2 separate regions of the Homo sapiens genome follow, and region 2 is linked to region 1. Evidence: chromatin contacts called from ENCODE Hi-C or POLR2A ChIA-PET data. All regions are on one chromosome and are shown on one strand. The core of a region is the stretch at or near the end of the contact, and the rest is flanking DNA. Distances in the headings are between cores, read along the strand shown.

The links. A loop is a pair of places that touch in the nucleus more often than their neighbours do. ChIA-PET counts read pairs that join two places held with the same protein, here RNA polymerase II (POLR2A). Pooled maps may share reads with other maps.
Region 2: a map of gastrocnemius medialis shows a loop between it and region 1 (4-fold over the local background). The contact joins two enhancer-like sites. A Hi-C loop is called at or near these places in 45 of 168 maps with a recorded cell type or tissue (A673, Caco-2, Calu3 and 26 more) and 39 of 50 pooled maps. POLR2A ChIA-PET finds 5 or more read pairs at or near these places in 1 of 52 experiments (Panc1).

The regions. Positions count from the first base shown.
Region 1 is chr4:139,731,570-139,735,944 of GRCh38, forward strand. The region is part of intron 2 of MAML3 (mastermind like transcriptional coactivator 3); the gene reads right to left. It also overlaps a transcript of MGST2 not described here. Among named protein-coding and RNA genes, the nearest start is that of MGST2, 68 kb to the left of the region's middle. RefSeq lists a silencer at 3,399-3,518. Within about 2 kb of position 2,747, at least 28 of the 41 ENCODE cell types and tissues checked have a DNase peak (open chromatin) inside an H3K27ac peak, as active enhancers do; they include ascending aorta, dorsolateral prefrontal cortex, gastrocnemius medialis and 6 more, where a contact is called at or near this core.
Region 2 is chr4:140,307,568-140,312,262 of GRCh38, forward strand. The region is part of intron 2 of SCOC-AS1 (SCOC antisense RNA 1); the gene reads right to left. It also overlaps a transcript of SCOC not described here. Among named protein-coding and RNA genes, the nearest start is that of SCOC-AS1, 63 kb to the right of the region's middle. Within about 2 kb of position 1,897, at least 12 of the 41 ENCODE cell types and tissues checked have a DNase peak (open chromatin) inside an H3K27ac peak, as active enhancers do; they include ascending aorta, dorsolateral prefrontal cortex, gastrocnemius medialis and 6 more, where a contact is called at or near this core.

The DNA of each region.
Region 1 (4,375 bases), core at 1,497-3,996:
TCGCGCCACTGCTTTCCAGCCTGGGCGACAGAGTGAGACTCTTTCTCAAAAAAAAAGAATTGAGTCTTCTATGTCTGGGATAATTTAAACATGGGGTGTTGGATTGGGTCTCTTGATTCTATAATTATATGTCAGCCAGTCGAATGATGGCAACTTTTAAGGACTGGTCCTTAGGGAAGAGGAGGTCAAGTGGTAAAGACCTAATTCCACACAGCCCAGGTGACTACATGGAGAATGTGCTCAAAGGCGAAGTTTATGCTCTGAGCTGGACAGTGTAGACTATTAGGGGAAAACAGTGAATGGGAAGAAAAGGTGTGTGGCCCAGATTCAATTTCTAGACACTTCCTTTCCTATTTTTTCTACCAAGACTACCTAGCAGTGGCAAGTATGTTCTGAACATTCTGCAGAAATTCCTTCTACCTCACTGAAGTTTCAAGTAATTAATGTGAAATGGAGGAGTTGACACAGATTAAATGGGCACACATATAAGGACATTCACAGTCATTTTGTGAAGCACTATTATGAGACCTAAATAGCAAGAAGCAAATGTGAATAACTCTGTCATTTAAAAATTTTTAAATCCAAATTGGATTTTAACATTTTTCTTCTTTTTACTTTATTGCCTTTCCAATGCAGATACCGTTAAACATATTGGCAGTTTTTTCTCAAAGCAAATAGGTGAAGTTTCTCTCTGTCTCTCCTAGAGAGACCGTCCTGGATTTGATTCCCTATGGCTTGGGCTTGTGTTCCTCCCTTCCTTCTGTGGTGTGCTGTAGAACCATGCAGGCTTCCCTCTCCACTATGACTGACTTCAACTGCATCTTCAGTTGCTCTTCTTCCCTCCAAACAAAACAAAACAGCAAAGCAAACAAAAGCCAAACCAAACCAAAACGCTACTCCTCTTACCCTAGAAACAATCACCCAAGAAGCTCTGGTTTGTTCGTGCAGTAGCTTAGGTCACACAATCAATGAATGGAAGACACAGAACTAGCAGAACTAGAACGCTATTTTTTTTTTTTTTGTAACAGATAGCTTGTCTTTACTTTTTTAAAAAATGTAACTTAAAATTAAAAAAAAAATTTCCATAAGTTATCGGGGTACAGGTGGTATTTGGTTACATGAGTAAGCAGAACGCTGATTTTGATTCTCAATTCAGTATTCCTACTAGCTCAGGCCTCTCCCAGGCAGTGTCTTCATGGTGTTAAGTGTGCACCTAAGAACAGCCTGTAGACCTATATACTGTGTCTCTCATAAGTGTACTGCGTTCTATTTTTTATGTGTAAATGCTGTAGCTGAAATTAATAAAATGTTTTGCCTTTGTGTATTTTCTCTATAAATACACAAAGACAGCTAGGAAATATTTTTGATGTTAATAAAAAGATCTTACACTAAAAAATGCCAGGAACCTTTGTGCTACCAAAAAGTTTACTTCAGGACTAACCCTTGCAGGGGCCTAGATATTTCAGGGTCTTCCCTTTTCCCCCAAATATTTGCTACCTGTTTTCCAAGCCCTTCCTTCCAGTGAAATAAAGCTGTTTCTTGGCACCTTTAGGGACAAATGGCTGATTGGCTTTACACTTTAACAAATGAATTCACACTGACATATAAACAGCCAATCAGCAAAAATGCAGATATGTAGTTTGTTTTTTCTGTCTCAGTATATTTGATACTTTCCAGTTTTGATAAGGAGGAGAGAGTTGGAAAGAAAATGAGGCCCAAGGGAAGATAAAGTTTTCTTCAGCTTGATTTTTTGAGAGGGTTGGTCTGGGATGGCCCTGTTTATCTTTGTGCACTTTGAGATATGCTTGTCCTGTGTGACCAGCCCGCACAGCTGGGGAAGTGGTAAGGAGTGAAGAAGTGTTGCTTTCCCAGCCTCCTCTCCACTGGGAAAAGAAAGAGAGAGGCAAATGGGGTGACGACGATACATCAAACCACTTTTTGCCCGTGTCTTCCTGGGCCAAGAAGAAATACTTCAAAAGCACAGTGTGAAAAAAAAAAAAAAAAAACCCTCCCAAAGGGATAGGATTATGTATTTCCCCAAATAATTCCCTCCCAGAGGTTTTGCCTTCAGGCTTCTCACTGAAGACCTACAGGCAGGAAGGGCTGTATGTATTATTTTATGATTATTTTTTAGAGACAGGGTTTCACTCCGTTGCCCAGGCTGGGGTGCAGTGGTATGATCATAGCTCACTGCAACCTCCAACTCCTGGGCTCAAGCAATCTTCCTGCCTCAGCCTCCTGGGTAGGTGGGGGACTACAGGTTTAAGCCACCATGCCCTGCTAATTTTTAAATTCTTTGTATAGATGGGTTGTTGCCCATCTGTGTTGCCCAAGCTGGTCTTGAACTCCTGGCCTCAAACAATCCTCCTGCCTTGGCCTCCCAAAATGTTGGGATTACAAGCATGAGCCACTGCTCCCAGCCACTATGTGCATTCTTAAAGGACTGCCTTCCATACGAAACATCTTTAGTTCGCAACAAAGCTCTGCGGCATTCAACAGTGGATGAGAGACACCTACAGCCCCCGACTCTGAGGTGTATTCCAAAGTGTGAAAATGTACTCAGTGACTTGACTTACACATTAAGCTGGCCGAGGCCACTAACATAATACATGGCTTCTTTTAACCTCCAGTCTCAGAGGGCTTAATGAGAAATAGTCTGTCAAATTTCAGGATTTCAAGCCACTGCTCTTGTTTCTAAGAAGGACACACACTGTGTTGTGCAATTAGAGAAAACCAGGCTGAGCTTTCGTCATGCGAGATGTAATGCCTTGAAGCCAAATGATGCAGTATTTTTAGTTGTAATTACTGGCTTGTTCTCCAATCCACTCCTTGCCCAACGACCTCCCTTGCTTCTCCCAAGAATCTTAATACAGTTTCTTCCCCTCAAAAATCCAACTGTGGCTACATAGATCTTCACTACTCGCCCAACCCTCTGACTCTTCAGTAAAATAAAGGGAGGAGAAAGAAATCAAAACCAACGAACCTATTTTACATATCTTCCCCTCCAGGGAAAAGATCTTAGCAATTTTCTAAAGGCTAGAGTGAGGTAGGAGGTGTCAAAAGCACCCTTACCTCCCCCAAACAGGCAGTTTTCGACTTCAAAAAACAGTTGTGGTAAAAATATCTCCCAAGAACAGCCAGCTGTTTATTTATAAATCTGTGCGTAGGGAAGCTTTATTTTTCTGAAGTGTTTTCAAGAACATGCATAGTGTTTGGGTGAGAGGGGCCAGCCTTGCTGGCGGCGAACCAAAGAGCAGGGAATCACAAAAGACGGCCGGCGGCGAGCAGGCTGGGGTGACGGGGACCCCGTGGATAACGGGCTTGAGGACGCCCAGGGCTTCAGCCTTTTCCAGGCGTCCCTCGCCGGGGCAACGCAGAGCAGCTGCCGTTCTTCCCGCGCCCCAGCAGATGGTGGTGTCAGCCCGGCCTCGTGCCCGGCCGCCGCTGCGCCCGCGCCCCCTCCCCTCGCAGATGGCTTAATCAGGGCTCCCGCCCGCCCCTCCGCGGCCCCCGCCCCGCGCGTCTGGGCGAGCGCTGCGAACGTGGAGCCAGGCAGTCAAGTGTTACTGCGTACAGCAGGTAGCCTGGCAACTGAGAGCACAATACCGAGCAGATGGTGTTCGCACGGCGTGATGGACATCACACACGACAGCCTGAGACAATCCAGGAATTCCCTGGTGACTCGAGGCCCTCTTTGCACAAAATGAGTTCTCTCTCCATTGCCGTGTATCTCTGGGGTTATCTGCCCCCCTCCTCCGACTGACACTGAACTGGTTTCTCATTACCGACTTTTCTTCCAGCCGGAGGGGAGGAAGAATTCAAGTGGGGGAGGGCGCGGGAAGGGGACGTGGAGGGAAACGGAAGGGCTGGGAGTGGGGTAGGGGGGCAGTGGCGACCTCCGGGGGGGGAGGGTGGCGGACACCAGACCCCAGGGCCGACAGCCCGGGAGGGACCGGGTTCCAGGACCCCAGCTGCACAAAGCCGGCCCGGGGAGGGGGCGATAAGGAGCGAGCCTCGGGTCGGCCCGGCACCGCTGCTTCGGCTCAGAGTCCTTGCAATCGCTTGGCCTACGAACAACCTAAATGAAATTTAGGGTTTTATTGAAAAAGTCCCCTGGGGCCTAATTTAGCCTCTCGACTCCAGCCTATATGCTTACAAGTCCTCAGGGGACTCCGGCTAGGAAGTCAGGAGTGGGGCCCGTGCGTCCCCGGCAGGACCTAGACTGCCTCTCGGCGCAGGCGGCCCTAACAAAGAAGCCCACGAGGCGGTCCCGGGCGCGGGCAGGGGCGGTGCGGCGGCGCTCGGGAGACCCGCGAGGGGCCCTGGAGGTCCTCGGCCCGCGCGCGCCGCTCGGGAGCCCGCGAGGCTGCGGTGT
Region 2 (4,695 bases), core at 647-3,146, 580 kb after region 1:
CTTACAAAGATCCTCTATTGTTGTTTATGAGCCCCTCTTGTTCCTCAGGGATCTTGCACATCCCAGAGGAGCAATCTTGGCCTGTCTGAGTTTCTTAGGTTTGATCTAAGTAGCAGATTCAACCACATATGAGTTCTATCAAGGCCGGATGGACACTCATGGATACTGGGTCTCTCACAGAAATCCTATCTCCAAGGAGATGCTATTTCACAATCATTAGGGATTGTATGCCTTTACATTAAATATTTCAAAATTATTTCAAATAGTGGTCATGACAAGAGATGATAATAAGAGGACAGGGAGATTCTATTTTATTTTATCCCAAGAAGCTAATGTTGATGTATATTGCATTGATTTAATATAGTTCACTTAATGTGATTGATCAACCACAGGAAGACGGCCTTTATGGAGACATGATTCTTACTCTTATGCCAATTTAGTCAGGGCTAAGAAGAGGATGTCAGGTATTTGCTGGTGGTAGAGGCTGTGATAAGTTCAGGACTGTGCAGGCAGATCATTGCTTTCAGAGAGTGGGATATGATGAATGTGCTATTCATCTGTTTAGTGCTATTGCCACAATTTGCTGGTTCTTAAACAGAGCTTTACAAAATAGGCTTGTTGTTAGGCCAGGCTGCTAATTGTGCTAGTAATTAAAAATTGGCAGTGCTGAGATTGGCCCATATTCCCTACCTCAAAACCTTCCAAGTCAGCGTTTGCCTTTCACAATGAGCAAAACACCTGCTCTGTTTCCTCCACTCATTTTCTAGGACCTTCAAATGCCACTCAGTTGATGCTTTCACAGAGCCTGGGAGGATTTCTGGTGTTTCATTCAGAAAGACTGTATGCACACTGGAGAAAGCAGGACTATATATAGCCAGGGCCGAGCAGAGGATGACCTCCGTGAATGCTCCAAGGAGCCAAGGACATGACTGCGCTCATGGCCTCAGATCACCCTCCTGCCAAGATTCTTTGATGACACCAAGTTTTGCTAAGATTTTCTGGCTCTGGGAGCCCGTGTGTCGATTCTTGGAGGTTGAGAGCCACGTGGCAGCCTGCAGCTTGCCGGCTTGTCTGTGCACGCACGCTCATGCACTCACATTCACTGAGAGTTGATGCGTCATCCTCCTATATTTATCCAGTTGCTGTTTCAGTGGCTCTGAGAAGTGTCTGGAGAAAAGCAAAGCTGCTTCCTCCTGCTATGCAAGCTGTCTGAGCTCCAGAGACAGGCTCTACTGTCTTGTTCTGTGTGTGTGGAGAAGGGGCATGCAGAACATGGTTCCCAGAGTGCCTGGGTCACTGATGAGATGCCCTCTTTTTTCCCCCAGCCAGTCTAGAGCTTACAGTTCAGGAGCAGGCAGCTTTGGCACTCTAGCCACAGCCCCAGTGTTTTTGCTCACGCCCAGTTAGGTCTAACTGGGAGGGCCATGATGTGAGTAGAATAAACATCTGGGTGAAGAGTTGGAGATGGCCAGGGCCCTGGGGTAAGACAAAGTGGGAGCAATAGCTACAGTAAGGAATGAGTATCTGGAAAGGTATCATTGAGCATAAGAGCTGAAAGGGATCATTGATACCATCTTCCCAAGACAGCTGTTTTACAGGTGAAGAAACTGAGGCCAAGTAGGTGAAGAGTCACGCAGCACCAGTGCTGATCCTGAAGTGATGCACTTTTAATTCTAGAGCAGTGACTTTCCATGACCCTGTGCCCAGCAGGTGGAGCCTCACCTCACAGCTGGCCATTCTCTGGCAAACATCCTGCAGAATGGAAGACCCAAAGACAATGTGCTGAAGACCAACCATGAGTCTCTGTCAGAGGAGTCACTGATAGGTGATGGGAAGTGTGCTGGAGAAGTGGCTGCACTCAGGTCTCTGGCTTCTGCTGGGCCCCCTTCTAACATAGCCTTGTCACCACTCTGTTGCTGAGGCATTGTCACATCCTGTACTCTGGCCACCTCCCAGGCACATCCTTTTACAATCACCACTTTATACTTTGTGGACAAGCACAGTACCCACAGAATAACTCACTCTAGAAAGATTCAAATAGATATATCCAAATAAATCTGGGCTTCTTTGCCATTCCTTAAAGCCTATTACCTCATGATAACATATGCAAGAGAAAAACAAATACCATTCCAAATTCTTGAAGAATGATTAATATATTGAAGCTTTCCTTGAACAGGAGTAAAAGAGAGTTACTCTGAAGTGCCTATTCAAACTTGCAACAAATCCACTTTTCCATTCCTGTCTCCCCCAAACCCCACAGCTCATGGCAGCTACTGAAATTTCTCTTCTCTCTTTCAAAATCTCCAGCCTAGGTTGCCTCTCTTGACACTCCCTCCTTCCCTCTGTCTTGCTATCCTTGCCAAGTTCTAAATGTTTTCATTGCCTCCTTAGGTGGCTCTATGCCCTTTCCCATGTAGATCAAGTAAACCTCTCTTTACTTTCTCCCCATACTTTATCTTTTCTACCCATTTCTCTGACCAGCACACCAAAGGCATCCAAAGGCATAGGAACTGAGCCACTGAAACAATAATCTTCCCTAAAATATGGTGAAGGAGATTATTGTAAATTCTTATGCTTTATATTTTAAAAAAATCTTTGTCACATGAAAATCCAAATCTGATTGATCTTCAACCAGTTGTACTTGGTTGGGTTGCTCCATTGTTGAATTCCTACAGGGCTGGAAGTGATACAATATTAATTAAAGGCTCTTTAAAGATGATGCTTCCTTATTTCAAATAGGCTTCTGCTGCTTCTCATCCGGGGGAAGTCACAAGTTTCTCTCCTGGATAGCACTCTTCTTAGGACGTTATGGGTGCATTACCAGCTGCCTGTTGCCAGTGGGATTGGTATATCCTTTTTTACAAGGTTCTGGTCAAATCTTAAATAAATTCTGAAGAACAATAAACCCTTCAGGAACTTTCGCTCTATGTGCAATGTGTCTGTAAAGCAGCAACCAGTAGGCATAGAGCATTTGACATAATTTCTTGCATTGTTGGGAACCTTCCTTCTCCCTCGTGCATTCCTGCTTTGGACAATATGATAGGAGTTTTCATTCTTTTGAAAGCATTGGGAAAAGTAGCTTTAGCCCCTCTCAGCCCTGTTCACTTTTCCCTGAGGGACTAGTCATGATTTAGCTGCCTGGTGAAGTGGGGAGTTTCTCCAGGCTCATGGGAAACTCTGCTCTTCCTGTCCCTTCTTCTTCGGATCTCCCCCCGAGGGTGGGTGTGTTTTGCCCACCTCCTGTCTTGTGGGTGGCAGTCATGATGGGGTTAGGAGCCAGCTCTGCTTCCAGGGCCAGGTCTCAAATCCTAGCTCTCACTTTGTTCCAGTGTAGAGACATAGCAGATGCAGATGATGCAGCTGTTTTGCTCTGTGTGTGTGCTCTGAGGAGCCAACCCTTCCTTGAGTGAGATGTACCAAGTGTTAGACCTAGGGAAAAACATTAGAGAGTCTGCCTGTGCCACAGTTAACTCCTACTCCTCAATCTAACTTATCCTTAATAAAACAGGTTTTTAGCCAGGCATGGTAGTGCACACCTGCAGTCCTAACTACTAACTACTTGGGAGGCTGAAGTGGGAGGACCACTTGAGCCCAGGAGCTCAAGGCTGCAGTGAGCTATGATTGTGCCACTACACTCTAGCCTGGGCAACAGACCCCTATCTCTTAAAAATAATAAAAAAAGATTTTTTTTAACCTTCACTTGTCTGATTTCTCCAATTGTTTCTCAGTAGCACTTGTGAAACTGTAGTATCTTCATTCAATTAACATAAACTAATATTCAACTACCAATGCTGTAAATACCCCTAGGGAGGGAGTACATTAACTCATAACCCCTTATGTTGAGTGAATCTATGTCATGCAATTAGCATTATCCAGTCATCTACAATGAATGAGTTTAAAGCCAAGAAAAACAGAATTCATCCTAGATGAATTCTTAGGATGTTATCAAGGGTGGAGATGAGGACCCCACACCCCATGATCCAACTTACAGTGTATTTTTATCTCAGTGCTTGGCAGACCAGGAACATGCCCTCTTCCTCCTGGTAAGCCTGGATGTGTGTTGATATCAGCACAGTGGTGTGGGGAACAGGGGTGCCTTGGGGTCAGACTGCTTGAGTTAATCTTTTCTTTACCCCAACCATAAGACTTTGGGCTGCTTACTTAAACTCTTTTGGTCTTACATTTCTTACCTGGGAAATTGAGATAATACCTAGTAGGATCATTGTGAGAAATAAAATGAAAGAATTGTGTAAAGATCTTTGAACAATGCCTGGCAAGTAGTTAGCCCTCAGTAAATGTCAGTGATTATTATGAATAGTAAGAAAATATTTTTCTGCCACCTAAAAATTTTCCTTGAGGATGCATCTTTAGAATGTGTCAATGGGAAAGTATGCCGTACTTTAAAAATAATTTTGTTTTGCAAACATTTTAGAACAAACACTTTTAGCGAGAAATAGTTATATTGCTTTCTGGCAAATATGAATTGGGATTTACTTGTTAAAAATTAGAAATACGACTTCTATTGCTTTCTCCACCCATACCATCTCCAGAAACATTTCTTAGCTGCTTTTACCCAAAGACACATGTCAGACCTAAGATCTAGTGACAACTGCCTCTGGAAGGTCTTGACATGGGCCCCTCAGTGGAGGCATTTCTAATTTTGAAATGAGCTGTGTGGTTCAAAAGCTCTATGCT